Linked DNA regions of Homo sapiens: regions 2, 3, 4, 5, 6 and 7 are each linked to region 1. A link is a contact called in ENCODE Hi-C or POLR2A ChIA-PET data. All regions are on one chromosome and are shown on one strand. Each heading gives the region's core, a stretch centred on a gene start or an enhancer-like site at or near the end of the contact. The rest is flanking DNA. Distances are from core to core; before and after follow the strand shown. Region 1 holds the start of ANO10 (anoctamin 10). Region 2 holds the start of ULK4 (unc-51 like kinase 4). Region 3 has its middle 57 kb from the start of ULK4. Region 4 holds the start of EXOSC7 (exosome component 7). Region 5 holds the start of TMEM42 (transmembrane protein 42). Region 6 holds the start of KIAA1143. Region 7 holds the start of VIPR1 (vasoactive intestinal peptide receptor 1).

What was found. A loop is a pair of places that touch in the nucleus more often than their neighbours do. ChIA-PET counts read pairs that join two places held with the same protein, here RNA polymerase II (POLR2A). Pooled maps may share reads with other maps.
Region 2: a map of CD4-positive, alpha-beta T cell shows a loop between it and region 1 (13-fold over the local background). The contact joins the promoter of ULK4 here to the promoter of ANO10 in region 1. A Hi-C loop is called at or near these places in 2 of 168 maps with a recorded cell type or tissue (CD4-positive, alpha-beta T cell and CD4-positive, alpha-beta memory T cell) and 11 of 50 pooled maps.
Region 3: a loop to region 1 is called in a pooled map, with 7 times the contacts of the local background. The contact joins the enhancer-like site here to the promoter of ANO10 in region 1. A Hi-C loop is called at or near these places in 1 of 168 maps with a recorded cell type or tissue (CD8-positive, alpha-beta T cell) and 7 of 50 pooled maps. POLR2A ChIA-PET finds 5 or more read pairs at or near these places in 1 of 52 experiments (GM10248).
Region 4: a loop to region 1 is called in a map of B cell, with 16 times the contacts of the local background. The contact joins the promoter of EXOSC7 here to the promoter of ANO10 in region 1. A Hi-C loop is called at or near these places in 3 of 168 maps with a recorded cell type or tissue (B cell, CD8-positive, alpha-beta T cell and naive thymus-derived CD4-positive, alpha-beta T cell) and 9 of 50 pooled maps.
Region 5: a map of naive thymus-derived CD4-positive, alpha-beta T cell shows a loop between it and region 1 (27-fold over the local background). The contact joins the promoter of TMEM42 here to the promoter of ANO10 in region 1. A Hi-C loop is called at or near these places in 2 of 168 maps with a recorded cell type or tissue (both naive thymus-derived CD4-positive, alpha-beta T cell), 1 of 37 single-sample maps with no recorded cell type and 11 of 50 pooled maps.
Region 6: a loop to region 1 is called in a map of B cell, with 13 times the contacts of the local background. The contact joins the promoter of KIAA1143 here to the promoter of ANO10 in region 1. A Hi-C loop is called at or near these places in 2 of 168 maps with a recorded cell type or tissue (B cell and CD4-positive, alpha-beta T cell), 1 of 37 single-sample maps with no recorded cell type and 10 of 50 pooled maps. POLR2A ChIA-PET finds 5 or more read pairs at or near these places in 1 of 52 experiments (PC-9).
Region 7: a map of CD4-positive, alpha-beta T cell shows a loop between it and region 1 (5-fold over the local background). The contact joins the promoter of VIPR1 here to the promoter of ANO10 in region 1. A Hi-C loop is called at or near these places in 2 of 168 maps with a recorded cell type or tissue (CD4-positive, alpha-beta T cell and CD8-positive, alpha-beta T cell) and 7 of 50 pooled maps.

What each region holds. Positions count from the first base shown.
Region 1 is chr3:43,619,638-43,623,879 of GRCh38, forward strand. It overlaps ANO10 (anoctamin 10), which reads right to left and starts at 2,374. Exons shown (of 13, transcript NM_018075.5): 1 at 2,272-2,374. RefSeq lists a silencer at 2,088-2,587 and enhancers at 2,643-3,295, 3,296-3,948.
Region 2 is chr3:41,959,664-41,963,905 of GRCh38, forward strand. ULK4 (unc-51 like kinase 4) reads right to left here and starts at 2,440. Exons shown (of 37, transcript NM_017886.4): 1 at 2,353-2,440. RefSeq lists enhancers at 2,410-2,569, 2,720-2,769.
Region 3 is chr3:42,017,372-42,021,613 of GRCh38, forward strand. It overlaps a transcript of TRAK1 not described here. Among named protein-coding and RNA genes, the nearest start is that of ULK4, 57 kb to the left of the region's middle. Within about 2 kb of position 1,985, at least 6 of the 41 ENCODE cell types and tissues checked have a DNase peak (open chromatin) inside an H3K27ac peak, as active enhancers do.
Region 4 is chr3:44,973,885-44,978,126 of GRCh38, forward strand. EXOSC7 (exosome component 7) reads left to right here and starts at 2,360. Exons shown (of 8, transcript NM_015004.4): 1 at 2,360-2,450. The coding sequence starts at 2,394. It overlaps ZDHHC3 (zDHHC palmitoyltransferase 3), which reads right to left and starts at 2,290. Exons shown (of 7, transcript NM_001135179.2): 1 at 2,049-2,290. RefSeq lists an enhancer at 1,270-1,814 and silencers at 2,037-2,136, 2,257-2,326.
Region 5 is chr3:44,859,805-44,864,046 of GRCh38, forward strand. TMEM42 (transmembrane protein 42) reads left to right here and starts at 2,108. Exons shown (of 3, transcript NM_144638.3): 1 at 2,108-2,312. The coding sequence starts at 2,121. It overlaps MIR564 (microRNA 564), which reads left to right and starts at 2,084; the gene lies at 2,084-2,177. It also overlaps a transcript of KIF15 not described here. RefSeq lists an enhancer at 1,568-2,157 and silencers at 2,188-2,237, 2,568-2,617.
Region 6 is chr3:44,759,148-44,763,389 of GRCh38, forward strand. It overlaps KIAA1143, which reads right to left and starts at 2,472. Exons shown (of 3, transcript NM_020696.4): 1 at 2,348-2,472. The coding sequence starts at 2,455. It overlaps KIF15 (kinesin family member 15), which reads left to right and starts at 2,647. Exons shown (of 35, transcript NM_020242.3): 1 at 2,647-2,737. The coding sequence starts at 2,719. RefSeq lists enhancers at 985-1,627, 2,418-2,697.
Region 7 is chr3:42,500,556-42,504,797 of GRCh38, forward strand. VIPR1 (vasoactive intestinal peptide receptor 1) reads left to right here and starts at 2,088. Exons shown (of 13, transcript NM_004624.4): 1 at 2,088-2,258. The coding sequence starts at 2,181. RefSeq lists an enhancer at 586-1,159 and silencers at 1,687-1,786, 1,847-2,346.

The sequences.
Region 1 (4,242 bases), core at 1,124-3,623:
TCAGGAGTTCAAGACCAGCCTGGGCAACATGGCGAAACCCTGTCTCTACAATAAATACAAAAAAAAAGAAAAAAAAAATTAGCTGGATACGGTGAAGCTCTCGCCTGTAGTCCCAGCTACCCAGGAGGCTGAGATGGGAGGATCACCTGACCCCAGAGGTCAAGGCTGCAGTGAGCTGTGACTGCACCACTGCACGCACTGCAGTTTGGGCAACAGAGTGAGACCTTGTCCAAAAAAAAAAAAAAAAAAAATCCTCTTCCACCCAAAATTCCGTAATTTCCTAACACATACACACAAAAACTCATACACATTAAAAATAACAGTTTTGGATTCACACATGACATGAGATTTATTGTGAGCTTTTAACCATTAAAACAAAGGTTTACTGCTTATAAAAACAGAAGGCTAGAGACAATTTAACTGACAGATGAGAAAAAGGCTTAGTACAGCTCTCATGCAAGCCATGACAAATATATCCATTTGAGGAACACTGATTTTTCACCTCCAAGCACAGTACTAGGCACATAACTAAAACTCTAATATTTAAAAAAAGAATGAATCCACATGATGAATGATTATACAAGCATTTTCAAAGATGTTTAAGAAGAATTTGATCCACAAAAATGCTAAGTGAGAAAATGTAAGGTGGAAAGAAAAAGCAAAAGTATGAAGTAATATAACAATATTACCCCAATTAGGTAACAATACTACCCTAATTTTGTGTACATTCATATACACAAAAATACAAAAATTAGGAAGAAATGCATCAAAATGTTATTACATGTGGCAAAACTACAGATTTTAATTTTCATCCTTATAATTTTCTCTGTCTTCCAAGTTGTCTACAATGAAAAAAGTTGGCCAGCACAGTGGCTCACGTCTGTAATCCCAGCACTTTGGGAGGCCGAGGTGGGAGGATTACCTGAGGTCAGGAGTTCAAGACCAGCCTGGCCAACATGGTGGAACCCCATCTCTACTAAAAACACAAAAATTAGCCGGGCATGGTGGCAGGCGCCTATAATCCCAGCTACTCGGGAGAATCGCTTGAACCCGAGAGGCGGAGGTTGCAGTGAGCAGACATTGTGCCACTGCACTCCAGCCTGAGCGACAGAGCAAGACTCCGTCTCAAAAAAAACAAAAAGAAAAAAGTTTCAGTGGGTTTAAGTGCATTTACACACTTCAATTTATCAAGACTTTTCTATGCCCTTCCATTATTTTAGATCTTTCAAATTTCATTCATCTGCAACTCTACGATTCTTTCAGCAACAGCTGTTCAGAACAGATGATTTACTTTCCATAGCGAATTTTAAACTGTTTATCATGCAGAATGGGCCCTTAGAAAACATCTAGTCCTCTAGATTTGTATGACTTTAAATTAAAAGTAGACACTACAAAGTGGATTTAACCGCTTTAAACCCCACAGGATTAGATTTAAACTCCGCAGGATTTAAGGCAATATGATACAACTGTGTCTTGAGTCTGAATAAACCTCAGCTGCACTTTTTAAGTCTGGGATCTCCATACACCGTCCTGCTGGAATATAAGGTTTTACAGAAGGCAGCGCACACCAATGCTGGTGCTGTGAAGGCACCCACAAAATCAGACGCTGCCTATAGGGGAGAACCCCATTCCATCCACGTTTCTCAGGTGTCCCAGGCACTAGCCAGACAGGTATCTATTATTTAAACTGTACAGTATGTCCCAGTCAAAAGCCTGGAAACTCAGTCACCTCGATGTGAGCATTATCCTGCAAGCCCGCTCCGGCCAAACCTGCTTGGAGACAGCCTAGTCCGCCCTGATCCCCGGACTGCCCGGGAAGCAAGAACCCCGGGACCCGCGAGCTGACCCTTCTAAAAACCACCCTTCACTCCGCTCCGCCGACCACCCCACTCACTGCCTCCTTCCCCAAAGCGCTGAGGCCCCCAACATCCTCCATCCTGACTTCACCAGCCCCAAATTTCCGCCTCACCGCCTTTCTCTCAGGACTCAAACCCTCGCCCCAGACCCATAATCCCCTCCACAAACCTCTCCCCTCCCCTGCGACCGCCGCTCCCCGCAACACCTTCACTCGTCCCTGCCCCCACAGCCCCCGCGCCCATCCTGGTCCCACTTCCCATCCCCAGGGGTGCTGGCACCGGGAGGCGGCCCGGGAACGCAGGGCGGCGACCAGGCGGAGCTCCTGGAGCCTGCAGCGGCCGGGGCTCTGTGGCTGCAAGGGGCCGGGCTCTGCTGCGGACAGCTGGGGGGTCCGAGGTGCCCTCCCCGACTCACCAGCCGCCGCAGCGCTCCACGTCTTCGGAGGCGGGTCCGAGAGCCGGCGAGAACCGGAGGCCGGGCGAAAGAGTGCTCGGTGCGGGGGGCGGGCCAGGCCAGTGGGGCGGGCGCCGCCGAGCGCTGGGCGTGGCGGACGCGGCGGGGCCTAGATGCGGTCACACGCAGGGGGGCGGGGCCGCGGCGGGAGAGGCGGGGCCTCACTGGGCGGTAGCTCCGGGAGGGGCGGAACTGCGGTGGGAGGGGCGGGGCCTCACTGGGCGATCGTAGTGGACGAGAACCTAGACTGGAACCGGTCCGAAGAAAAAAAGGCAGCCCTCATTGGGCTGTCGCCTGGAACAGGAGACCAGGCCGGGAGAAAGGGAGGGGCGTGCCTAACGTACTGTACCACCCATCGAAATCCGGACGGCAGCGGGAGAGGCGCGGCCGAGAAGGCAGAGGCCTGGTTGGGCTGTCACTCCGAGCCGGGGCGGCATGTGGCTGGGCTCTCCAACCGCGAGCGGTCGGGGCAGGGGAAAGGAATACGCCCCTTCACATTTCCCTCTTCCATCTCTTAAAGACCAGAACCTAATTTTCTGGTCACTTTCAGGTATAAGAACAAGTCTCATTTTAACTGTAGCTCACTTTCAAGTTGTGAAAAACGCAGATCCTTTTATAATTAAAACCTAACATCCAACCACAGCCAAATCCCAAAACCCTTGCTCCTCCTAGAAATCGCCAGACACCTTTCCACCTCCAGGCTCAGAGTCTGCCCCAGCCATTCCTTCTGCCCAGAAAGCTCTTCCCTCGGTTGGCTGCTTGGCTCACTTCCTCACCTCCCTCAGTGTTTGCTGGGCTCTCACTTTCTCCCTGAGGCCCTTTCTGACCATCCTACTTAATACCTGTTCTCATCTGCTCCTCACCCCACCATTTCCTTACCTGCTCTCCTATTTCTTCTGTCCACCACACTTTTTGACTTTTTGTTGTTGTTGTTTTGAGATAGAGCCTCGCAATGTCACCCAGGCTGGAGTGCAGTGGCGCAGTCTCGGCTCACTGCAACCTCCGCCTCCCGGGTTCAAGCGATTCTCCTGCCTCAGCCTCCTGAGTAGCTGGGATTACAGGCGCGCACCATCATGCCCAGCTAATTTTTGTATTTTTTGTAGAGACAGGGTTTCACTATGTTGGCCAGGCTGGTCTAGAACTCCTGACCTCAGGTGATCCGCCTGCCTCGGTTTCCCAAAGTGCTGGGATTACAGGCGTGAGCCACCGCGCCCTGCCGGCTTTAAGTGTTTTTAGTTACCCAGGGTCTACCACAGTCTGAAAATAGGTGAGGCCAGAACAATAAGATATTTGGAGAGAGAGAGAGAGACCATATTCACCTTTTATTACAGTCTATTTTTATAATTGTTCTATTTTATTATTATTCATTGTTGTTAATCCCTTACTGTACCTAATTTATAAATGAAACTTTATCATAGTATGTATGTATGTGTAGGAAAAAACATAGTATACATAGAGTTTTATACTATCCTCAGTTTCAAGCATCCACTGTGGATCTTGGAATGTATCTCCCACAGATAATGGAGGATTACCAGCCCCAATGTTTAGAACAGTGTTAGGTCCATAGCAGACAAGCAATAATTCTGAAATGAAAAATTTAAAAAATGAATGAACACTTTCTGCCTCCATACATCCAGCTTTGGCCAGATCAATGCCTCAACAAACTGCAGTGCGGAGAAGGCTGGTCTGTTCTTTACTCCCCACCCTTCTCTGGGTCTTCCAGGTTCCAGGCAGGAGGCAGGGAAACTAAAAGAAAGGAGCAGAAGACTCGTTACTTGGTAGGAGCAGTTTGTCATTCTTTCTAGTCCTCCGATGCTATCATGGCAGCTCACAACATTATTAACCAGTTTTTGTGCAGCTATCTTTTTGTAGGTCCTGTGTGGTTATGTTCAGAAGTTCTCTCTTTCTTCTGAAAATCAGGACAAATTATTT
Region 2 (4,242 bases), core at 1,190-3,689, 1.7 Mb before region 1:
CACAGTGCCTCATGTCTGTAATCCCAACGCTTTCGGAGGTGGAGGCAGGATTGTCTGAAGCCAAGAGTTCAAGACCAGCCTGGGCAACATGGTGAGATCCCGACTCTACACAAATAAAATAGCCTGGCATGGTGGTGCATGCCTGTAGTCCCAGCTATATGGTATGTATTATAACCAAAATAAGATTAAACTGACAGTATGTTAAGATGGGAAGTTACTAAGCCAGAAAAAATATAATCAGAAACCTTAAGTGTTCACAAATTGTCTACATTAGGATATCTCAGGATAAGATGATAAAATAAGTTTTCATACAGTATGTATAACTGATTTCTTGAAAATAAGGTTTTAGGCTACAAGGGAAAAAATTAAGTAAAATCTTGATTTTTTTTTTTTTTAAAGGAGGCTAGGTCTTGAACCCCTGGGCTCAAGCAATCCTCCTGCCTCAGCCTCCCAAAATTCTGGAATTACAGGTGCAAGCCACCATCCAGCCCATCTTGAAATTTTGAATTTGATTTAGGCCAAATTCATTTCCTTAATCTTTAGTCACATCTGACCATCAAGTCACATGTGGACAATTTCAGTCTGAAATTAACAAAACACATTAGTTATAAATCTGCTTAGATAGGGTGGTTTGTTACTTTCAAGCATTTCTCCTCTCTAAGGCTGTTTCCTTAGAGTAAAATAAGAATTGGATCAAATGATTTTCTTTTTTTTTTTTGGACAGGGTCTCACTCAGTGGCCCAGGCTGGTGTGCAGGGGCAAGATCTAGGCTCACTGCAACCTCCACCTCCAGGGTTCAAACGATTCTCGTGCCTCAGCCTCCAGAGTAGCCACCTCAGCCTCTGGCACACCACCACACCCAGTTAATTTTTTGTGTTTTTGGTAGATATGGAGTTTCACTATGTTGCCCAGGCTGGTCTAGAACTCCTGGCCTCAAGTGATCCGCCTGCCTCGGCCTTCCAAAGTGCTAGGATTACAGGTGTGAGCCACCGCGCCTGGCACTAAGTTATCTTTCAATAACTTATTAATAGTTGAAATTCCATGACTTTAAGATTCTTTGACTCAGTCCAAACACGTTCCCCATTACAGACTTCCTAATATTCATTTTTAAAGCTGTAACCTCTTAATTATAAAATAAAACACAAGTACAGAAAACTCCACAGAATACATAGTTTAATGAATTACTAAAGAGGGACACCCTTCTAATCACCACCCAAAGTCAGGAAATAGGACTTTGCCAGCCACACAAGCAGCCCCTCTGTGAGCCTGTCTCAATCACCACCCCTCCTGATCCCCAAAAGTTAACCACCCCCTGACTTTCGTAGTCATCACTTCCTTAGGTTTCTTCATGGTTTTCTCACTCGAGTGTGCTTTCCCAGAAACCACAGTTTAGTCTCTTAACCTATAGTGCTCCTAAGGAAGTCTCTCTTAATTCACAAGTTCACCTAAGAAGCATCTAAGAAGCCAGAAGGCAGAGCAAATCACATACAGGTGCAAATGAGGCATTTAAGAGTCGGGGGCAGGTCCTACATTCAAGGAACGCTGAGAGCGAACAGGTGATAAGAGCGCACAGGTGCCCACTTTCAGCACAATCATGACTCCCGCACCAGAAGCATGAGCATCACCTGGGACTTAATACAAAAGAAAAAGTTATCGGCCCTGCCCCAAATTTACGGAATCATACACTACGGCGGTAGGGCCTGGCCTTCTGTGTTACTACACGCCCTGGGGTGACTGGGATGCGCTCAAGTCTGCGAAATGCCAGCCAAATCAACCCCGAGATGTAACCGATGGCGCGCGCCACACTAAGCACTCCATAGGTGCTCCTCCTCGCCGCACTTCACAGACTCAATTATCACAGACTCAGGGGCGCTACGTAGTCACTCACCCCCCCCCCCCCCCCCCCCGCTCCCCAGGCAACTCGCGGCGGGCGAATCGGCGGCTTTCGCGGCCTCGCTACGTCCGTAGGCATCAGTCCGCGAGACCGGCTGGGAGCCTAGGAAGCGCTGCAGGGCGGTGAAGACGCGGTCCGCTCTGGGAAGTTAAGAGATGGCGTCCATAAAGCACATCTCCCAAGCCGAAACACACAAGCACTCTCTCTCCCCGCTGCACCCAGGTCCTAGAAGAGGCGTCCCGTGTGCCCTTAACTAACGCCCGGATAAAAACGGGCGGCTTTTTTAACACGAGCGCAAAGCAGGGGAGCGCAGGGGGTACGGGGTCCACTGGCAGAAGGAGAGAGGGCGGCCAGGCGCCACCACCCACCCGCCCCGGCAGGCCTGCGCGCTCTTCCGCGACCGCTTAGGCAGACACGAACTCAGACTCGTAGCTACTAAAACCGCCACTGCCACGCACCTGGTAGCTAAGTCAAGAAAAGAGTCCAGTCCACTTGGCTGCTCCCGCGGTTGCGCGCATCTCGGCCTCTGCCTCAGGACAGGTCCACAGGCCCAAGAATGGGGGAGAAAGCAGTGAAGCAAAGCGGAACGCGCGGAAGAAGCCGACCAGCCTTACGGAGGCGACGCCCCTCCAGGTTTGGATTCGTCCATACGGTTTCCACGGCAGCACACAGAACGCCGGAAGAAGCTCAGGAAGCCGACTGGCTGTGCAGTTTCCGTTCCTGTTGGCTGGGGCCCGGAAGTGAGAGACCACGAGGGCCCCTCCCTCCACCCAAAGGGCATCACGCCCTGCCTTTGGACGAGCCCACAGGCCAGAGACTGGGGCGGGAAGTGCTGGAGTAACAGTCATAGTGGTCGGCCCACCATCCCTCTATGTTTGGATTTGCTCATTCCATCTCCATGGCAGCACGCAGAACGCTGGAAAAACGCAAAGCGCTGATTGGTTAAGAGTCTCAGTTCCTATTGGCCAGAGTCCGAAGTGGGAGCCCGTGAGGGACTACTCTTCAATCTTAAGTGGGTGCTGAGGCTAGAGTGTGGAGAACTGAGACCTCGTCATTTCTTCTCTTCCCGTTCCCACTGTCCTTCTGTTTCCTTCCATTCTTTTCTTTCTGGCTTCTTCTGGGAGCTCAGGTAGACATGGTGGCATAGTCTGGATAACCAACGCCTCAGAAGCAGGGGCCCCGGGGTCCTCACCATTTAGAAAAGAGAAGGCTGTGAATTACCTTCCTTTTTGGAGATGGAGGAAACAGATGAGACACTCTGATCTCAAGTTGATTGTGTAAACTAAAAATAAAAGTTCCAAGCCCCCCTACCAACTGAGTGGATCCCTCCTCTGGGCCAAAGGCACGCCAAAGTTAACCTGAAGAACTAGCTCAGGCAATGATGGGAAGATGGGGTGGGACAGGCCTCATTATACCCTCCTCCCGTTGGAATACAGGCACAGCTGACCAGCGTTAACATTAAACAGAGACCTTAAGACTGACAAAACAGACTTTTTTGCAGCAATAAGATACCAACATGGCAGCAGGCCCCAAAAGACATTGAAGTATTTTATCCTGATATATATATACACACACATAGACAAACACACACACACATATACTCTTATGTATACATATATACTCATATACGTATATATATATATATTTTTTTTGAGACAGTCTCGCTGCATCACACAGACTAGAGGGCAGTGGCGCAATCTCGGCTCACTGCAACCTCCACCTCCTGGGTTCAAGTGATTCTCCTGCCTCAGCCTCCCAAGTAGCTGGGATTACAGGCGTGTGCCACCACACCAGCTAATTTTTGTATTTTTAGTAGAGACAGGGTTTCACTGTGTTGGCCAAGCTCATCTTGAACTCCTGACCTCAGGTGATCCACCCGCCTTGGCCTCCCAAAGTGCTGGGATTACAGGTGTGAGCCACCGTGCCTGGCCAAATATATTTATTTGACATATTTTGAAATGGCCTTGCAGAGCTATCTCTTCTGGGGGGAATCTACATTCTGTAAAGAATCCCCTTGTCTTTCCAGGTCTTTTCCCTGATGCTGGAGAGAATTAACTGAGAACCTGACACCTGTTTTAAGTCTGATAAGAAACATTTACAATCTATTCTCTCTGAAACCTGCTACATAGAGGCTTCATCTGCAGAACAAGAACCCTGGTCTCTGCAACCTCTTATCTCAACCCAGACACTGCCTTCTATTGGCTCCAGGTCTTTATATAATAACTCTTTTAACCAATTGCCAATTGTAGGGTATATGGATGTGCTTTGGTCAAGGAATAGGCCAAGGTGGACATCCGGGCCAGAGTGGCTCAGCGAGTTTAGGACACAGGCGCATATTCCACTTGTTA
Region 3 (4,242 bases), core at 735-3,234, 1.6 Mb before region 1:
TGGAGATAGAACCCAAGGGCTTATGTGGGTTCTTAGGTTTTATTTTATTCTTGGACAGAGATACACTGTTGTTAGACAGAGATACACTGTTGAATGAATGGGTCTTCTGGCTTCTCACCTCCTTTTCCCCCCTTCTTTTCAAACAAATGTTCCCTATTCTGACTTGTCTTCTTAGATGTATCTAAGTGGAGGCCACTTGCAGTGTTGAAAAGTGCAAATTTTAGTGAAGAGACAGTAAATAATTGCATATGTGTAAAACTGGATGTCTCCTGAGTTACACAGAATACCAATGATGTTGAGCTGCTTAAAGGCTATGATAGGCATTTTATGAAAGGCTGTGTAGTATGATTCATTATAGTGAGAAATTTATTTAATTATTATTGTTAATAGTGCACCTGAGGTGAAACAGGGTGGAATGGGGTGGGAGGGGAGCTCTTGAAATCCTTGTTTGGACTTAATTTTTTTGTTTTCAAAATTTATTATTTTTATTTTACAGTGCTGTTCCTTGCAGAGCAGGGCTAACTCATAGGCAGTGTGCCTGTAGGCAGCCTGTTTGGACTTCCTTAAACACTTTTTTTTTCTTAAATAGAGACAGGTTCTTGCTATGTAACAGGTGAAGCTGGGAATAGCCCTTCCTAGAATGCTGAGGTGGGAGGATCACTTGAGCCCAGGAGTTCGAGACCAGCCTGGGCAACATAGTGAGACCTCATTGTTACAAAAAAAAAAAAAAAAAAGACAAAAGAAAAATTAGTCAGGTGTGGTGATGTGCACCTGTAGTTCCAGCTACTAGGGAGGCTGAGGTGGGAGAATCTCTTGAGCCCAAGAGATTGAGGCTGCAGTGAGCCATTATTGCACCATTGTACTCTAGCCTAGGTGACAGAGCGAGACCCCATCTAAAAAAAAAAAAAAATATTGCTGTCTGAGTCAAAAAGTGCTCTTAAGGAAAATGTACCTTGTTTTCCCTGAGGTTCTGGGGAATCCCCAGCATAAGCACATGTACCCCAGTTTGGGAATCGTGGAGCTGGATTATTTCTAGGGTCTCCTCTAGTTCCAGGACATTCAACAGGAGAGGATAGTCTATCCAGAGGAAGTGGATTTTGTACTAACATCCGACAAGGATGCTCCATCACAGTATAAATTATCCACATTTGAATGTTAAATAAGACCATGCTGTGGGTACTCAGGTGACTTTAAAAATCTTTTTTTTCTTTTAAGAAGTAGGAGAAAATAACTGTGAACATGTGGACTAAGTGGCTTGACATTTTCGAAAAGTATCTCTTTAGCATACTATTCAGAGCACTTATTGCATTCCTCCTTAATGACTAGAATTAGTTACTAGATAACATGATTATGTTGATTAAAAGATGTCACCGTCTACTAATTTATGTTGATACAGATGAACTATTAGCAAATCCTATCTTCCGTTACATAGATGCAGGTTGATTTATGTCACTTAAAATGCATATTAATGGCTGAGTGTGGTGGCTTACGCCTATAATCCCAGCACTTTGGGAGGTGGAGGCAGGTGGATTGCGAGGTCATGAGATCGAGACCATCCTGGCCAACATGGTGAAACCCCGTCTCTATTAAAAATACAAAAATTAGCTGGGCGTGCTGGTGGACGCCTGTAATCCCAGCTACTCGGGAGGCTGAGGAAGGAGAATGGCTTGAACCCGGGAAGTGGAGGTTGCATTGAGCCAAGATCGCACTACTGCACTCCAGCCTGGCAACAGAGTATTAAAAAAGAAAAAGAAAAAGAAAAAAAAAGCATATTAATTAGAATAGGGATATAGGATCTCACTTTTTTTTGTCTCTCTCCAGGATTACAGAGATAAAGCATTTATGCATATACAGAACCACGGGATTTTAGAAGTTGTCCATCAGTTCCTCTGGTTGTTTTGGTACAATAAAAAAGTGCTTTTTTTAGAGATAGAATCTCTGTTGCCTGGGCTGAAGTGCAGTGGCCTGATCATAGCTCACTGTAACCTTGAACTCCTGGACTCAAGCCATCTTCCCGCTTTGGCTTCCTGAGTAGCATGCGTGCTGCCACACTTGGCTAATTTTCTTTTCTTTTTTAAATTTTTTTGTAGAGGTGAGGTCTTGCTATGTTGCCCAGGCTGCCTTAGCTTCAAGCGATCCTTCTGCCTTGGCCTCCCGAAGTACTGGGATTACAAGCATGAGCCACTGTACCTGGCCAGGCAGTTCTTTAACATAAACAACGTGTGCTGTGGGTCTGGATTTTTTTTATGCTAACATTCTGTAAGCTCTCAGTTTTTAAGTTTTGCAAAATGTAGAACATATATGATACAACCTACTCTAGATACACAGCCTCTAGTGTAGGCTGCCTCCTTTTATTATGGGTTTCTATCAAATAATTTCCAGTTTGAGATTTGAGATGTGACCAAAGATAAAATGTCTCCTTATAATGTTAGAAGTGGTTTGGCTTCAGCTGTATTATTGAGTCAGGAATTTGGACCTTTAGGAGCAGGTAAACAATGAGAGCAGAAACTACCCTTGAATTTATGTTTGTCTGAGGACCATTGGGAAATATTTCTTGGAGAGTGGGGAAGACAAATTCCTTTGACCTCCAGAAGAATTGATTGTCCTCAGTGTGATGAGAAAATCAGGGAGAGAGTGACTGAAGACAGCTCAGCTGTTCATGCCAAAGGGACTGACGGTCCAGATTCATGGTGGAACCAGGTGGCCGTGTTCTGGCTGGAGAACAGCAGTGGGAAGAGGACAATGCTCACGAGAGGGACAATGCTGTCTCGGTTTCTGCCTGACTTTTGGTTGCTACTGTGTTCTGTGGAACAAATATTTTATATCATGTTGCATTACCATCTAAGGTTGACAAGTTAACTAGAACCTTTAATTTCTTACGCATTGAACCTTTAATTATCTTAGCTCCATTAATTTTACTTACATATACCACTTGTACTGCCAGTAACTCCTTGTAGATAACCACTCTTGTGACCTCTATTACCATAGGATAATTGTGCCTGTTTTGGGCTTCATGTAAATTGAGTCATATAGTGTGTACTTTTGTGTCTGGTCTTTTGCTCAATGTTTTGTCTGCAATGTTCATCCATTTGTTGCATGTACTAGTGCTTCATTCCTTTTTAGTGTGGGATGGTATTCCATTTTATGGTTATATCATGATTTGTTCATACATTTACCTGTGGATGGACATTTGTTTTTTTTCCAGTTGGGACTATCATGGATAAAGCTGCTATGAACTAAGTGTATAAGTACTCATTTCTATCGGGTATATGCTCAGGAGTGGATCATTGGGTCATAAGACATATGTTCAGCTTTAGTAAAAATTAAGTTTTCCAAGTGTTCATTCTTCTCTGGATTTGGTATATGAGACTTCCAGAAGAAAAAAAGATAACTCTGTAAAAGAGTATGCTACATCTTGTGTTTCTGAATACAGGGCTCCCACAGTAAACTTGGTTTGCCTGTTGGACTTCCAGTTGGGGAGTTTGGTAATCTGATATCTTAAGAGATCTAGTAAGACAGTTATAGTATCAAGGGGCATTTTTTACTTAGTGTGAGATCCAGAGGTGTGGGCCTTGCCTGCACTGAAGAATTTCAAACCTGGGAAGAAAATTGGAGGTTTACTTAAACTAAAGGGACAGATTCTTGTCATGTTCGGAAGTTGGAATTGGCAAGCTTTATACTGGAGAATTAAAAACTCAAAACAAACAAAAAACCAAACCTATGATTCAGGAATAGCATTATAATGATTTAGAGGAAAGGTGGGGAGGAGGAAAATGAGCAATTTGTTATGTGTATGACTCACTGGTGCTGTGTCTGCGAGTATTACATTTGGGTGCAGAATTTCTGAGACAATTGGTTTACTGGCTTTCTTAGTAGAGAATAAAAGAGTGTCACCTAGACAGTGAGCATTTCATTTCAACCTTTGCATCTAGAATATATTTTAAATAAAATGCAGAATACTATGGGAATTGTACAGTTGTACAATTGCTTTATGTACCTGAGTGGGAAGTAGCTTTGTTTTCATTCATTAATTAAAAAGTAAAAACCTTCAGATTGAACAGTGTAGATACAATGCAGCACAGCATTGATGTGTTTGAAGCCATGTTCTTTTTTCCCCTGTAAGATTGTTGCTTAGGTGTGTTGAACCCAGCAACTCCTGTTTATGACAGGCAGCTTCGGAATCATTACCTTATATGATAACCTCATACAGTTATTATTTTTTTGAAATGGAGTCTCACTCTG
Region 4 (4,242 bases), core at 1,110-3,609, 1.4 Mb after region 1:
TTTATTCATTCAATAAATGAATCTAATAGTGATGGAAAAACAAGACGGTTTAATACTGTGCCATCCTTGACTTCTTGATTTTTTTGGTTATCATATGTTCTTTGAATTACTTCAATACACTAAAAAAGAACTCAGAATTTATGGATTTTAAAGACGTCCAATGCACTATTACAGCAAAGGTGATAAAAATGTTCTGGCAGCATTTAAGCCGAATGATTAGTGAAGACTGTCATTGTTTTAGTAGACAATTTAAAAAGGAACATTCTACTGTTTACATCTCTCTTACCTACTTAGCCTAATATATAAGACATCGTTCATAACATTATTTAGCAAATACTGCAGACCCTTGTCCAGTATGGAATTCCCGTCAATTGTGAGGGGGGGACAGTTCAAATACATGTTCTATATTTTAAGACATTGGAAAATCTTTATATAAAGATAACTCCATGGTATCTGAACTCAGGCTTTTCTTCCTGTGTCTTTCTGATCTGTCCATTTGCTGTCACCTCTTAAATCCTCAGTCTCCTCAGATATCCTAGCTTCTAAAATCCCACTTCCAGGGTCTCTCCTTTCTGAGCAATCTCTAGCACATCTAGAAAATATCATTTATAACATCAGCAATCTCATGTTATCTTATCACAACAGAGCTCCTCACATAAAACCCAGCCGTCCAACCACACACAAACACATCTAAGTGCCACAACAGGTGGGGCACCTGTGCCTTCATTAGGGAGGAAATCCTTCCGGCTTCACCTCTTTCAGTTTCCCTGGAAGGCAAAGTCCAACCCTGCAAGCTGTCTTCCTTTTAGGTGCCCCTGTGGAGAATTACGTAGAGACATAAGAAACATCTAATGTCCAGTCTACGAAGAACTGATCATCAATTTTGGAGCTCAGCAGTTTAATGCTTAAGAATGTGAGCAAGCACTTCCTCTCTATAACCTTATCAGACGACCTCCCAATCCCACTGTGCCCACTGATGCGACCATCATAGCTCTAACCACCATGATCTGTGGTTATGTTGGCCCTGGAGCCTTCATCTGCCCAGGGAACTTCTCTGGGCATAGTATGTTTTACTTGTCTTGTGTTCTAAAGGTAGCACAAAGCCTATCTATAGTAGGCTCCCAATAGTTATCTGAAACTGTATTTGAACCCACTATCTGATAAATACCATTTTTTTTTTTTTTTGGCTGAGGGTCCTCAAAAATGGAACATCAGGAAAGTCATCAGAATTGCTTTAACCTGCCCTCCTTGCTTCAACTAATTTGGGTTAACTTTCTCCCATTTATCCACACGGCTCCTTTAAAACTTGCACCATACTTTGTCAGCCCCGCCTTAATGAGTTCCTTTGGTGACCCCAGCTTCACCTTGCAGATATCCTCTCCGGGTATCCAATGCCCATACTCCCACTCGGCCATCGCAAGGGGTTGGGGTTGGCTTTTTTTCGGGCAACTGCTCACAGCTCCCAGTAATCACTTCCATCAAGCCGGGGTTTCCAGTTCCCGCTAGGAAGCGTTGGGGACGTCCGGGCACTGCGCACCTCGCCAGTGCCGGTTACCAAGCGCCTCCTCCCCCGTCTGTGGGACAACGCTCTGGTAAGCACCCGAGGCAAGAGGTCCCAGCAAGGTAATGGGACAGCGTTCGGTCACAGAGAGTGAGCGAGCCAGCGAGAGATATTCCTGGGTGGAGGGGTGGGGACGCCTTAGGACTAGTGTCCCCCATTCCCGGACCCTTCCCACCAAGAACTACCTAGGGAGGGCTGCATCGCCTCTCCAGCCATCCTAGGGACTAGAGAAATGGAGGGGAGAAGAGCAGGGAAACAGCACCCCCGGGCCAATCACGACGTCCGCCCCTCCTTAGTCGGGGTCTCTCTCTCTCTCTCTCTCTCTCTCACACACACACACACACACACACACACACACACGCTCCTAAGTCAACTCCAGCTCTGAGCAACTACGCCGCACGCCTCTCCCACTGGGAGTCCCCCGGCCCGTGAGGCTCGCCTCACCCCAGCTTCTTCACCCCTACCCCAGTTTCCCTTCCCAACTGACCGTGAAGCCGGAGGCAGTTCCCCAGTCCCAGACCCCGGTGGGGCTCCCGCCGCCGCCGCCGCTGCCTTCCCCTGCAGTCCCCAACCCGGGACCCGGCCTCGGGCTTCGGCGATGGCTCCTCGGAACGAGGCGCCGCGGCTCTCTGGACTCGGCCAGACACCGGGCGGCGCGCAGGAGAAGCCCATCGAGCTCTCCCGGCAGTGGCGGCGGCCGCGGCTGCAGGAGCGGCCGCCGCGCAGGTTGATGACGCGCTGACGCGGGGCGGGGGGGGGTGGGACGTGGGGGCGCGGTCCAGAGGAGGGGACGCGCGCAGATGACGTGCGGCTCGTGGGGCAGCTCGGCAGCATGGCGTCCGTGACGCTGAGCGAGGCGGAGAAGGTGTACATCGTGCATGGCGTCCAGGTAGCTACAGCAGCGGCGTTGGGTCGGCCGCCGGGTTCAGCCTGGCCCTGCGGGTCGCGGCCTGCCCTGGGTTTGCCAGTGAGGAGGCAGCCGAGCTGCGGCGACTCTCCGTTTACCTTGTGATTAAACGGTTCTGCTGCCGGCGTTTGCAATTCAGAGCTGGCAACGTGGACGTTTTTAGGACTGTTAGCGCATTTGCAGTTTTGCGGGTCTATAAGATTCCGAACCCGGGCAGGAAGCTTGGGCAGTCTCGGAGGCCTTTTCTTAGTGAGAGAGCATCGGCCCCAGGGCCATCCATTCGGCGTTCGCGCACAGATCTTGTCCGAGCCTCAGTTTTCTCTTCGAGGAAATGGGAGTTTGGAGGTGGGCTTCTGGCCTGCTTTTCCTCACCTCGTGGTTAGGAGGGCGCATGCGAGGTGAACGCACTTTGAAAATACAAATTGCCGTACAAATAAAGGGGGAAGGGTTTTTAAAAAGCGGCTAGGACGCCTGTAATCCCAGCACTTTGGGAGGCCGAGGCGGGCGGATCACGAGGTCAAGAGACCGTCCTGACCAACATGGTGAAACCCCGTCTCTGCTAAAAATACAAAAAAATTTAGCTGGGCGTGGTGGCGCACGCCTGTAGTCCCAGCTACTCGGGAGACTGAGGCAGGAGAATCGCTTGAACCCGGGAGGCGGAGGTTGCAGTGAGCCGAGTCTCAAAAAAAAAGCGGCTAGGCAGCCGATAGCCTAAGTGCTGTTTCCATTTTGCCAATGAAGAACTAAGATCCCTAGGCAGCTATAACCTAATGTCCTCTGTGTTCTATATTAAATCCCTGGTTATGACCACTCCAGAACGAGGGTTGAAAAATGTTGGACCTGGTAACGAGCTACCCTGTATCCTCCTCCGGCTGTGTCTCCACTTGTTAACCTACGGTGTGGTCCTCCTATCAGAGTTCTTCATCCCATCCTTGGCAGAGTTCTGGCGACAGCTCCTACCTCTTTTCCTCATGCCTTTCCTCTGTCAGTACCAACTGCAAAGTCAGTGGTCCCGTGATGTAGCCATCGGATTGAAGCGGCCAGCTATCATTGAAGTCCCACAACGTGAGTTAAGGACATGTCCATTTAAAAATCGTGACCTGCCGTTATCTTCTGGGCCCTTTATATATGAAGAAATGCCAATATTTAGCATATTATGCCTGGATAATAAAGTCAGAACTCACAGTTGCATATTTTAGTTATAATTCAGGATTAACAACAGTGGGACATATGTGTGTATTACAGGGTAACATGTATGTTATTTGTGTGTGAGGGGGCATAAAAATGCCCAAAAGCAGTTAGATATGTCTTTCCCTGCTATATTTTTGTATACACTTTGTTCAGGTGATTTTTATCCTCAAAGTATTTTTTTAGGGACACATTACGGATAACCGTTTTCCTCTAAATTTAAAAACCTTTGGTCTTCTTTGTTACCGGAGCTTACCATGATGTAGTGACTCTGTCATGTGTCCTATTTTCTCTCAACATTTCATCCCTGAAAGTGGCACTGAGGCATGGATATATCTGTAACCTCAAGGTTAGAGCTTTCTCCCCAGCACCCTTAATTCCCACGGCAGTTCATTAGCTATCCAGCAGCAGAGTCCCACCATGGTCATTAGTTAATTTTATTTACCAACATATATCTAGCTCCTGGCATGTTATGTGGGAAACAGCAGGGATGCCAAAACATGGTTGTGAAATAAATGAAAGATAGGAGGGAGACAAACAGAGAGTAAAAGTGAATAAAATAAAAACAAAGGTAATGTAAGATCTA
Region 5 (4,242 bases), core at 858-3,357, 1.2 Mb after region 1:
GACAGAGAGACTCTGTCTCCCTCTAAAAACAAACAAAATTCAGTCTAGCTCTAGACCTAATGAGAATCTTCATCTTAGCAAGATCCCTAGGTGATGTGTGTACACAGGAGTTTCTTAGAGGCAGAAATCACTTCCCAGCAGTGTCTGAGGATGGCATCACTTCAGCCATCATCACCAGGGCTGGGGACCTGGAGATTAACAACGATGTAGTCCCTGCCCTCAAGGAGCTTGCAGGCTAGCAGAGAAACAGACAACCAGAGGAACAACCACAGGACTGGTACAAAGGTAGGGGAGTAGCAGAGACGGCTTTACAGAGGAGGTGGCTCTGAGATGCTTAACCTTTAGTGCTAGTAGAGGCATCGTTTGTTCTAAGAAAATTTGCTTTACATTCTTTAAAGCATGCAGAGTTGATCAATGCAACACCTCTTGATTTCCTGATAAGAGCTTTCAGAGGGTATCATCTTTGAGCAGCTCCTTACTCAATGGAGTGGTGCAGTGAGACCTCTGAGCCTCAATTTCCTCATCTGCAAAATGGGACAGTTTGTACCATATTGGCGTTACTGAAATTATCCGTGTTTTTTTTTGAGACAGAGCCTTACTCTGTCACCCAGGCTGGAGGGCAGTGGTGCAATTTCGGCTCACTGCAACCTCTGCCTCCTGGGTTCAAACAATTCTCTGCCTCAGCTTCCCAAGTAGCTGGGAATACAGGTGCCCGCCACCACACCCAGCTAATTTTTTTTGTATTTTTAGTAGAGATGGAGTTTCACCATCTTGACCAATCTGGTCTTGAACTCCTGACCTCGTAATCCACCCACCTTTGGCCTCCCAAAGTGCTGGGATTACAGGCGTGAGCCACCGTGCCTGGCCTTATCCGTGCTTTTATTTGAGCCACAAAACCACCCTGTGAGAGAAGCAGCATGGTGTGGAAGGACTTCCATAAAAACTTGCTAAACAGAAGATACAAAAAGAATGCTGCTAAACAGTATGTTCAACTGTGAAATCATTTTTGTTTAAAAAATGCATATACATATTCTATAATTTTTTTAACATTTTAACTATATATAACTAAATAGACATATAGAAAAATGCTCTATTAACACTGATTTTCCTGGAGAGTGGAAATAGCACTTTATACATTTCAACACTTTATTTTCAAGGACGTGTACTTTTTAAATGGGAACATTTTATTTTTATTTTTATTTTTTGAGACGGAGTTCACTCTTGTTGGCCAGGCTGGAGTGCAATGGCATGATCTCAGCTCACCACAACCTTCACCTCCCAGGTTCAAGCGCTTCTCCTGCCTCGGCCTCCCGAGTAGCTGGGATTACAGGCATGCACCACCACGCCCGGCTAATTTTGTATTTTTAGTAGAGACGGGGTTTCTCTATGTTGGTCAGGCTGGTCTCGAACTCCCGACCTCAGGTGATCCACCCGCCTCGGCCTCCCAAAGTGCTGGGATTACAGGCATGAGCCACCACGCCCAGCCGGAAACATTCTAAACATACGTAAGTATAACAGGAGATTAGAAGTCATGTTGATTCTGCGTGGCTTGATTATGGATCATTGTCTTCCTCTCATCGCAGATCCTCATTTTTTCGGTTTTCTGTGATGCGCTTGTCCCCATATGGGGCTCTGGCGTCTTTCTGGGTCTGGAGGTCCCCAGCGCCCTCTGCCGAGGCATCTCTTGGTCCGGCGGTCCTCAGGCTGGAGGGTGGAGCGGAGAAGCCTGGTCGACGTGGATGGACTCGGTGGGCCGGCGCGGGGCCCGTTAGGCATCTTTAATAAGTTTCACCGGGAGCCGGGTGGCCGGGATGGAGACGGCTAAGCCGCGAGAAGTTTACCTTCTACCACAGCGTCCACAGTACCCGGCTTGGCCTCAGGCCTCGGGTCCCGACGTCCTCCCCAGAGCACAAACCTACTACAGGTTAGGCCGGAGGCCGCCACAGCCCAGGGTCTCTGCCACCTGGCCCGCCCCCTCCGAGGCGCCGGAGAGCGATTCCCAAGGGGCCTGCCGGAGCGTGGCGTCACAGGAGCGTCGCGTCACGTGAGGCTGCCATCCAATCGCGGCGCGCGCTCTGCCCTGCGGGCAGCGGGTGCCAGGCACGGTGTCAGCAGGCAACATGGCCGAGAGGCCGGGGCCTCCGGGCGGCGCCGTGTCCGCGACCGCGTACCCTGACACCCCCGCGGAATTCCCTCCGCACCTCCAGGCGGGTGCGATGCGGCGCCGCTTTTGGGGCGTATTCAACTGTCTGTGCGCCGGCGCGTTCGGGGCCCTGGCCGCCGCCTCCGCCAAGCTGGCCTTCGGCAGCGAGGTCGAGCCCGGGGCGCTGTTGGTGCTGCTGCTGCGGGCGGGCGGGCGGGGCGCCGCTGGGCGGAGGAGGGGCGCTGCGGGGCCCGCGGGGCTCTTGGGGTGGGGCGGGGGTGGGCGCAGGGCGCCGCCGCACCCTCGCCGGTCTGTCCCGCCGGGGCCCCGGGCCGCGGGCGGCGCTGCGGTCAGCTGGGGTGGCAGAGAGTGTTTCGCCTCTAATCACGCCAAACCCTCGTCCAGTGTAGGTGGTAAGAGACGTCGGGGACTGAGGCCTCTTCCCTTACCAGGGACCTAAAACCTTTTCTCCGGTTGGGCTAGTTCGCTCTCGGGGAAGAACTACACCTCCTACATCCACCCTCTACCTCTCATTTTAAGTCCCTTGTGCCTGAGCATTTCTCTCCACGTGACTCTTAAGGTGAGAAGCCTCTTGCCCATCCCTTTACTCCGTAATTAACGGGTGTTGTGACCAGATGACCAGTCTGCCCCACTACCAGGAAAATTGGGAGTTTGGGATACTGTAGGCATAAGAGGATACTGACAGAGACGTTCTGGATGTTTTCCTGACGCTGAGAACTCCTAAACTTGCATCCTGGCGTCTGCTAAGGTGTATCTCTGCCTCTCCCTCCCACGTCGTAGACCAGCCTCTGCTTGCTATAGGGGTTTCATTGCGTCTGCAGCCCAAGGTTAGCCTCTGACCTGGACAGTGGTCACTGATTATTTAGGGTTAAGCCTATTTAGGGCTAATCCAGTAGTAGCTGCCATGCTTCAGGTTAGTATCCCATTGGGTGTAGTTCATGGGGTAAGTGGTCGAAAGTAAAATGAATAACTTTGTATGGGCCGTGAAGTTTGTTGTCAGGAACTAGACCTTCATAACCCTTTAAGCAGGTTGCCACTGGCCCATATGCTGCTTTGTGTAAGACAAGGTTGTCCAACTCGCGGCCCAACGCAAATTTGCAAATTTAAAACATGAATTTTTTTGCGATTTATTATTTTTTTTTTAGCTCATCATATATCATTAGTGTTAGTGTATTATATGTGTGACCCAAGACAGTTCTTCCAGTGTGGCCCAGGGAAGCCAAAAAATTGAACACCCTGGTGTAAGTTATAAGCAAGCACCTTTTTCTCAAGACACTATGTGTTCAGCTGCTGAGAAACCATTACAAGTAATAAGTATATTTAGATTCCGCACCCCCCCCCCCCGCCGCCTTGTCTCCAGGCAGGTTTCTAACTCACCACCAAGCAAGGGGGACTGCATATCCTTTGTGTAGGAGGCTTCTAAAGATCTTCTCTTCTCTTGAGACTTTCTCCTTTAAAAAAAAAGAAAGAAAATACCTGCAAGTTCTCCAAGGGATGTCTGGGATCACTAAATAGTCTGAGGTGGTGTTTCCCTCAGGCAAGGCTGTGCCCTAGTTAAGAGCATGGAGGTACACTGCCTGCTTGTGAAGCCTGGTGGCTCTCACCGCTGTAGCACTTTAGGAAGGTTACTTAATGCCCCTGGCTCTTTATCTGTAAAATGAAGTTAAGGAATAAATGAGAATGCTTAAACACAGCCCAGGACCTAACACAGAGTAAAAGCTCAAGAATACCCAGAGGGGGTCAGCCTTAGTGGGCTGTAACTTGTATAGGATTTGGGGGTGGGAATACAGAGCAGACATTGCTAATTCATGCTTTGCCTGATCTCAAGAAATAAGAACTCTACCCTAGGCTTACTACCTACGGAGTAAGAACTACTTGGCCCTCTGGGACTGATCTTCAAGCACTGGTCATTGTGGGACCAATAAGGGGCCGGTGTTCAGTAGAAAATACTGGCTTTGGATTAGCATTTTGCTTCTTCCCAAGATCATATGGCCAGCAAGGTGGCCAAATGAGTATCTTCTCTGAATTTGCTTTATTTGTAAGATGGGTCTGCTGCCCACTGAGGGTTAAGTGAAGCC
Region 6 (4,242 bases), core at 1,222-3,721, 1.1 Mb after region 1:
GCCATTGCGCCTGGCTGTTATTTCTTAAATAATAAGACTGAAAATAGAAATTACTCCTTGATCCATGGGCTGCAGAATGGATGTTGTGTTAGCAGGCATGAAAACCCCACGTTAATCTCCTTGTAGATCTCCATCAGAGTTCTTGGGTGACCAAGTGTATTGTCCATGAGCAATAATATATTGAAAGAATCTTTTTTTTTCTGAGCAGTAGGTCTCAACAGTGGGCTAAAAATAATTCAGTAAACCATATTATAAAGAGATGTGCTGTCATCAAGGTTTTGTTTTTCCATTTCTAGAGCACAGGCAGAGTAGATTTAGCATAATTCTTACGGACCCTAGGATTTTTGGAATGGTAAGTATTAGCTTCAACTTAAAAGTCACCAGCTGCATTAGCTCCTAATGAGAGAGTTAGCCTGTCCTTTGAAAATATGAAGCCAGGCACTGACTTCTCTCTAGCTATGAAAGTCCTAAATGGCCCAGGCATAGTGGTTTTTGAGAGGCTTTGAGAGGCTAAAGTGGGAGGATTGCTTGAGTCCAGGAGTTTGAGACCAGCCTTGGCAACACAGTGGAATCCTGTCTCTACAAAAAAATACAAAAATTAGCCAGATGCGTTAGTTCATGCCTGTAGTCCCAGCTGCTTGAGAGGCTGAGGCAGGAGGATCACTTGAGCCCAGGAGGTCAAGGCTGCAGTGAGCTGTGATTGCACCACTGCACTCTAGCCTGGGCGACAGAGTGAGACCCTATCTCAAAAAAAAAAAAAAAAAAAAAGTCCTAGATGGCATCTTCTTCCAATAGAAGGCTGTTTCATCTACATTGAAAACCTGTTTAGTGTAGCCACCTTCATCAACTATCTTAGCTAGATCTGAATAATTTGCTTCTTCATCTCATACTTTTATGTTATGGAGATGGCTTCTTTCCTTAAACCTCATGAACCAACCTCTGTTAGCTTCACACTTTTCTTCTGCAGCTTTCTCACATGTCTCAGACTTCACAGGATTTAAGAGTTAGGGCCTTGCTCTAGATTAGGCTTTGGTTAAAGGGAATGTTGTGGCTGGTTTGCTCTTCTATCCAGACCACTAAAACTTTCTCTGTATCAGCAATGTAGCTGTTTTGCTTTCTTGTCATTCATGTGTTCAATACTGATCCCTCCGGCCCTAGACAACAATAGTCAGGTGTGGCTCTTTCCTGAAGCTCCTCTTCTTCTATTTAGACCCAGGATATTTACGGCTTCTGCTTACTCTTCTTTTTTTTCTTTTTTTTGAGACGGAGTCTCGCTCTGTCGCCCAGTCTGGAGTGCAGTGGCGCGATCTCGGCTCACTGCAAGCTCCTCCTCCTGGGTTCACGCCATTCTCCTGCCTCAGCCTCCCGAGTAGCTGGGACTACAGGCGCCCGCCACCATGCCTGGCTAATTTTTTGTATTTTTAGTAGAGACGCGGTTTCACTGTTTTAGCCAGGATGGTCTCGATCTCCTGACCTCGTGATCTGCCGCCTCAGCCTCCCAGAGCGCTGGGATTACAGGCGTGAGCCACCAGGCCCGGCTTTTTTTTTTTTTTTTTGAGACGGAGTCTCGCTCTGTTGTCCAGGCTGGAGTGCAGCTGCGCCATCTCAACTCACTGCAACGTCCACCTCCCGGGTTCGAGCGATTCTGTCTCAGCCTCCGGAGTAGCTGGGACTACAGGCATGTGCCACCATGCCCGGCTAATTTTTGTATTTTTAGCAGAGACGGGGGGTTTCACCATATTGGCTATTGGCTCTGCTGGTCTCGAACTCCTGACCTCAGGTGATCCGCCCACCTAGGCCTCCCAAAGTACTGGGATTACAGGCGTGAGCCACTGTGCCCGACCTTCTCTATATTATTTTTATTTATTTTTAATTAACAAAGCATAGAAACAGATTCAGGACATTCCTCCGAAGACGTTCCAGACTCGAGTCCTAGGACATGGTTGGGGCGGGGGTCATTTGATCGAGTGGCCTGTGTCCTTATCTGGAATACGGGACGACGCTGTAACTCTAACTCACCCTGCGAACTCACAGCTTTTGAGGTAAACAAGTGAGAAAGAAGAGACAATAAAGTGATCTTTCTTTACCATCTACCAAGGACCAGGTGGTTTACACGTCAGTTCATTTTCAGGAACACAGCAGCGCTCTGAAAACTACAGAGCTTCCTGGGCGTAGGGGGCTGTGGTCGCTTGAAAAGAACCAGCCTGGGGGTCCGAGTTCCACCGGAATTGGGTTCGAGCGCGGGTGAAAAGAGGGACCCGACAGCACCCACCCTCCAAGTAGAGGCAAAAGTTGAAAGTGGCGGGCTGGCTGCGCTTCCGAAGAAACACGACTGGCGAAGGCTCACCTTAGTCTCTACGGTGGGTCCCTCCCTGTAGCCGACCCGTTCCTTGAAGCGGGCCAGAAACGCCGGCTCGGCTGGCCGCACGTACGATACCTGGTTCCGCTTGCTCATGGTAGCTCTGGGTAAAGACAGAAGACAGGTTCCGCGACGGATTCGCGACGATACAGAGGCGCTTAGCTGTGACGTCACTGGGCCACGCCCCCGATGCGTAGGCCGGGCAACATGGCGGCCTCCATGCGGGCGTCAACGTCCGATCCAAGCGCCAAATTCAAATTTGCGGCCATCTTGAGCGGGCGGAATTCAGTCGCGCGCGGTGCAGTCGGGAGGTGGAGGCACCGGCTGCATTGTTTTCGGGATCGAGGGGTGAGGGCGCTATGGCACCCGGCTGCAAAAGTAAGTCTGGGCCCCCGGCTTCGTTACCCTATTTTTGCCCCCAAATACAGCTGTGAAAGGATGGCAGCCTCGGACCGCCCGCAAGGTTCTTGCTAGGCATGAACTGCAGGAGCTGAGTGACCGGCGGGGACGTTTGGGAATCCCGCTCTGTCGCTCAAAGACAATACGCTAGCCGAAAAGCTCATCCCTTCCTTCAGTGTCCTGTGCGCATGCCAGGAGTCTGGCGCAGTTCTAGGCGCTCGGGATGAGCAGTGGACCTGACGTTCTTCCCTTTCTTTCCCTTGGTTCTGCTGTTTCTTCGCAGGCCTCTTCCCACATCCCGACCAGGGCTACCTCTCTAGATATCCTTGTCTCAGGATCGGCTTTTGCTCCCACCAGCTTCTGCGTATTTCTACATTTCTGACCTTCCTATAGGGAAGGGTTTATTTATATTCCAAACATTTCTTTCTCCTCTTTCCTTAAATAAATGGAATGTTAAAACACAGATGTCAGCAATGTCTTTATGTTCTCACAGTCTCTATTTTCACTTAAAGGAGACCCGTCCGATTTCTTTCTCTTTTTCACGGAGGAGAGCACTGTCATTTTGCTTATGATAAACCCTACAGTTTTCACTAACGTAGTCATTTGCTGTGCCTGTGTACGTGCTCCACTTCTCACATTGCCACATCTCTTAAGGAGTCTTATTTTTGTAAACCTGATTATGAGCTGATTTAATGGGATCTTTGTGAGTGGTCTGAATGGTAATGAGGAGAGGCCTGGATTAGATGATTAAGAATTTGTGAACTTCTGTCATTTGAGCTTTCCAACGCCGTTAATGTTTCTAGCTTTCTGTCAATTGTAGTCGTTTTTGATGGGTTTGTTGTTTCATTAATCTTTTAGGTCGATCACACCTAATCGGAACACCTCCTTATGCTACCTTTTTGCATATAAAATATTCCTTTTCCTTTCATCATTTTCAGTATTCAAGGACTATGAGCTCACAAAATGGTACCTTATTGGAGAGAAATGTTCATCCTGCTTTCTGAACAATCATACTGTTTGTTCTTTGTTTCCACTTTATGGATCAGTCACTAAATCTGGACTCAAGCAAAAAATTTGATGCCTGTTAAATAAGTAAAACATCTGCTTATTTAATGAGATATATGTATGTGACTGAGGGCTCTTGTCTGAAAACCAAATTTGAGAACCTTTCTAAAGTGGTGGGAGCACTCTCCTTTATGATGGTGGTGATGCCATGGGGAACTTTTCCACTCCTTTAAGTTTGTTGGCAAAATTGAGGTTGATGACTTCCCAGTTAAAGTGCTTCTTGCATTCCCAGCAGCCCAGAGGCCTGGAGCATGAAGTGGGAACACATGGGAGAAGAGAGCCCGTGCAGTGGTCTTTGCAACTTTTACTTTGTGCCCCGAAGGCTATCTCTCTCTCTCTTTTTTATTTTTGAGACAGAGTCTTGCTCTATTGCCGGGCTGGAGTGCAGTGGTGCGATATTGGCTCACTGCAACCTCCGC
Region 7 (4,242 bases), core at 838-3,337, 1.1 Mb before region 1:
ATGACACCCCAAACCCACAGGTTTGCTCTTCACATCTAGGGCTCCTAGGACACCATGCCAGCACAAGTAACTTCCCAGGAAAAAGACACAATTCCACTGTCCTGCCAGGGAACTGAGACCCGAGACGGGGTACACAGGGTCATAAGGAGAGACAAAGACCCCTGATTTCTGAGCTAACAGCAGCCGTCAGGGGTGTGGATAGCTGAGGAGATGGCTGAGGATGATTCAAACACTCCCGCCATTGGGAGATCGAGTACAAACCCAAGAAAGGCTAGGACAGAGGCATCTCCACAGCTCCCAAATCTAAGGAAAGGCCTGTGTCCAGCCTCACTGATTATATCGGGAAGGAGGTAGAAATTGCAGGGAGTACAGTAGCTCCCCAAGTTCCCCTCATGGCAAGGGGATGCTGCCCATCCACCTCTGTGCCCCCAGTGCACAGCACAGGGCCTGGCACACAGAAAGAGATTAATAAATGTGCATGGAAGAAAGGAGGGAGGGGCTCCATGGTGGCGAGGTTCCCTTTAATGAAGGGAAGGAGGAGAGGGAGGAAAGGGAAAAAGAGCAAGTGCAGGGGATGGAATGCTGGAAGGGAGGAAGAAAGAAGAGAAAGAAGAGAGAGTGGAAAGAAAGTGTAAGTACGCCCTGAAGAAAGGGCCAGGGCACTCATCCCTTCCCGGCTTTCCCCCACTCCCCTCAAGCCCACCCCATGGCAGCATCCCAACGTTCCCTCTCTGTAGGGAGGGAAGCCCTGGTGGGTCCTCAGGGAGCTCCTGCGCGCCTGCTGTTCAGCCAAAGCCTAGCGCGGGACCTCCTTCAGGTAGCCGCACATTCTGCTCAGGGCTCTGGGACCCGCTGCCCTCTCCGCCTCTCCACTGAACTCCGCCTCTCCTTCTGTCACACGGCTCCGCCAGCCACTCTATCCTGCCGCCGCGACCACATCTCCAGCCTCGATTGTGCAGGCTCGAGCCCGTAGAAAGAGGGCTAGCAGCCACCTGCGCTTGGTCCACAAGAAGACGCGCTCCCAGGGCGCAGAGCTGGTGACCCCGCTCCCCATGCCAGGGACGAATAAACGAGAAAAGGGGCTGACCCGGTGTCACCCAGCGGCCGAGCAGCCGCCCCTTGGAAGCTCAGCACCAAAGGCAGGCGGCCAGGGTCCTGGCCCCTCTCTGGACCCCAGTATCCCCAGCTGTAAAATAGGGAATGCAGGAGGAGGACGACGTCTGTGGATCGTTTTAGGTCAGCTGCGGAGTCGGCCTGCGGGCTGGGAGCAGACCTCGCTCCCCACGCGAGGGCGCTGGCACTTCAGCCCAGCCTCCCTGGGGAGGTGCCCTGGACGAGACCCGCGAGGGTGCGGACACCTCATCCTCCCTGGAGCAGGTCTCCCGAGGCTTGAAGGGCCAGGGCACCCAACAGGTGCTGAGCGCGCCCCACCAGGTCACCCGGGAGCAGGGAACACCAAGGAACCCAGAGTCGGGCCTCTTTCGAGCCCTCGCTTCCTCTCGCCTGGCTTCTTCGGCGCGAAGGATGAATTGGGGTTGTTGAAAATTGATCAAACAACCCGATCTCTGTCAGCGCCTGGACACTTGCTGGGCCCCAGCTCGCAGCCTGGGAAGATAAGTGGCACTTCCTGTCTCGTAATCGGATTTGCGCGCACGAACCCTCGGAGACGCACAGGTGGGAAATGGGGAGGCTGGCGGGGAGGCCTCCTGGAGGAGGTGGCTCCGAGGGTAGACATGAGGAGCGCCCTGGGATGGGGCTGAGGGTGGATACAGAGGTGGGAGCTTGCGAAGGTCGTGAGCTAAGCATGGAAGGATGGAATGTGTTCGGGTCTCGAGATTCCCGGGTGATGAGCCCGGAGGGGCGAAGGCCTATAAATGTCTCACGACGGAAGACCAAGGTGTGGGATTGGCAAAGAGAGAGCAGAGCTTCCTCACTGGCAGGGGCTCCCCAGCCCCGCCCCATACCTGCGCGGCGGCCCCGCCTCCACCCATCCATTGGCTAGATCCGCCGCCCGTCAGACGAGCCCCCGGGGCCCGCCCCCAGCCCTGAGCTGCGCCTCTTAGCTCTGGGGCCACAGCGCCAGCGCCACTCTGCCAGGCTCCCGGCCATCGCCCGCCTGGTGCGCCGCCCGCCAGCTCTTTGCCCGCGCGGGGCCGCCCGCCGCGGGCTCAGGGCAGACCATGCGCCCGCCAAGTCCGCTGCCCGCCCGCTGGCTATGCGTGCTGGCAGGCGCCCTCGCCTGGGCCCTTGGGCCGGCGGTGAGTGTTCGCCCGGCCGCCCAGAGTCCCGGCAGCCTGGGGGTTGCGGAGGGCGGGGGAGGTGGGGGATGGCGGGAGCCGGGCCGTCTGTGCGCGTGTCTGTGTAAGAGGAATAGGGGACATCAAGCATCTCGACTCGCCTCCTCCCACCGCTCCAGACCGAACCTAGACGCGAGGGCTGGGATATTGGTCGTGCCCAGTCCCTCCCAGCGCAGCCCGGAGCAGGCACAGCATCAGTGGAGGGGCAGCGGGGAAGAGTGGGCCCCAGACTTGCCTTCCTTGTCGTGGTTGTGGGTGCGCAGCGGGGTGGGGCGGCCAGTGGGTGCAGAGTCAGGTACTGCGGCCGATTGAGATGGAAGGTTTGGTACACCGTAGGTGAGAGGGAGGATGTGAGGGGCCGTTCTTGTGTGCTGTGACCGTCTGGAGGTGCCTGTGGGCTGTCAGCATCAGAACCAGTGCTGGGGGCCCCAGGACTTGAGAAGGGGTTCTTGGGATCAGGTGAGTGACAGGCACATCCCTCCGTGTGCCCTCCCACTGAGCAAAGCAAAAAGGTACCAGACCCCAAGGTGGAAGCTGGTGGGCAGTGAGGGGCTAAGGGTGGTGGTTAACAGGAGGGGCCAGGCCTGTACATGGAGAGAGCTGAGCAGGGAGCCAATGCCAACAAGCAGTGGCCTCCCTCTTCCTCCCACTTCTGCTTCCTCTCAACGTGGGTATGTGTATGCCCTTGATACATGTGTACTCGTGTGCCCCATGTGTGGGTGTGATATGTGTTCCTGTGGATGGCTTACCTGGGCTGGGAGGCAGATGCTGATTGAGGCAGGAGATGCATGGATCATCTCACTCTAGAACAGGGGAGACCTCAGCACTCATTGAGTCTACTGAAGCCCATTTTACAGATGGGCAAAGCGAGGTCCAGAGACACAAGAGCCACATCTGTCTCCCACCAGTTAGACCTAGACAAAGGTTGATTTTCTCCCTACCCCAGACTTTGAGTAATCTAGAGTTGCTGCTTAGGCAGGGCCTTAAATGCCCACTCCAAGTTGGCTGGGGGAGGGTGAGGAATCTTGATTATCTAGTTCATTCTCTCCCATGGTCACTTCCCTTACCATCACCTCCACCAGAGCAGGTATCTCTGTGTTTCCATCTAGCGGATGTCTTGAGCACCCTGGGAATGGGAAGCTCATTGCCTGTCCTAGGAGCGGACCTCTGACAATTGGCAGGAGCCTCACCTCCACCCATGACAGCCATGAGACCCACCTCCTGAGCACTCAAAATCTTACCAAGCTCTGTCCCAGAGGCCACAGCTCTGGCACAACTTGCATGAAGCCTTCAGGCCTCTCCAACCACCATCTGGCCCTCCCAACCCCAGGTTCAAGCCACTCAAACTCTTCTTGGATGAACCGGGGATCTTGGGACCACTGTTGTCACCCCATTCCTCCATCCCGAGAAGCTTCTGAGCCCAGGGGCAGAGTGGATTCAGAGAGGTCTCCTTTCACACCAGGCCACTTCTACTTCACACTTCCTGAGACAGCCCAAATCTGTCTCCTCCCTCCAATGCCTACCCTCCCCCTGTCTTTCCACATCTTATTCGTTTAGTGCCCAACTCTATCTCCTCCTCCAGACAGCCTTCCCTGATTGCTCCAGCCAACTCAACCCTTCCCCCTCTAACCCCACCCTTCAGCCCTACCCACCTCCCAGGCTGGGCTATTCTGGCCATCCTATAAGGTCAGGGGCTGGGGTCTCTTACATCCCCATGTTTCTTACAGCCCAGTGCAGGGGCTGGGTCCACAGAGAGAGGAGAAGGGACTCAACCAGGACTGGGTGAGGGCAGGCTGGAGTGAGGGGTCCCTATTTCCCTCCCTGATTCTCCCTCCTCCCCACCAGCTACCAATCGCTCCCTCATGGAATGGGGCAAACCTGCTCTAGCCGGACTCGGTGTGACGGCGGGGTGGGGGGGCGGGGTGACAGGAGTTATCAGAGTCAT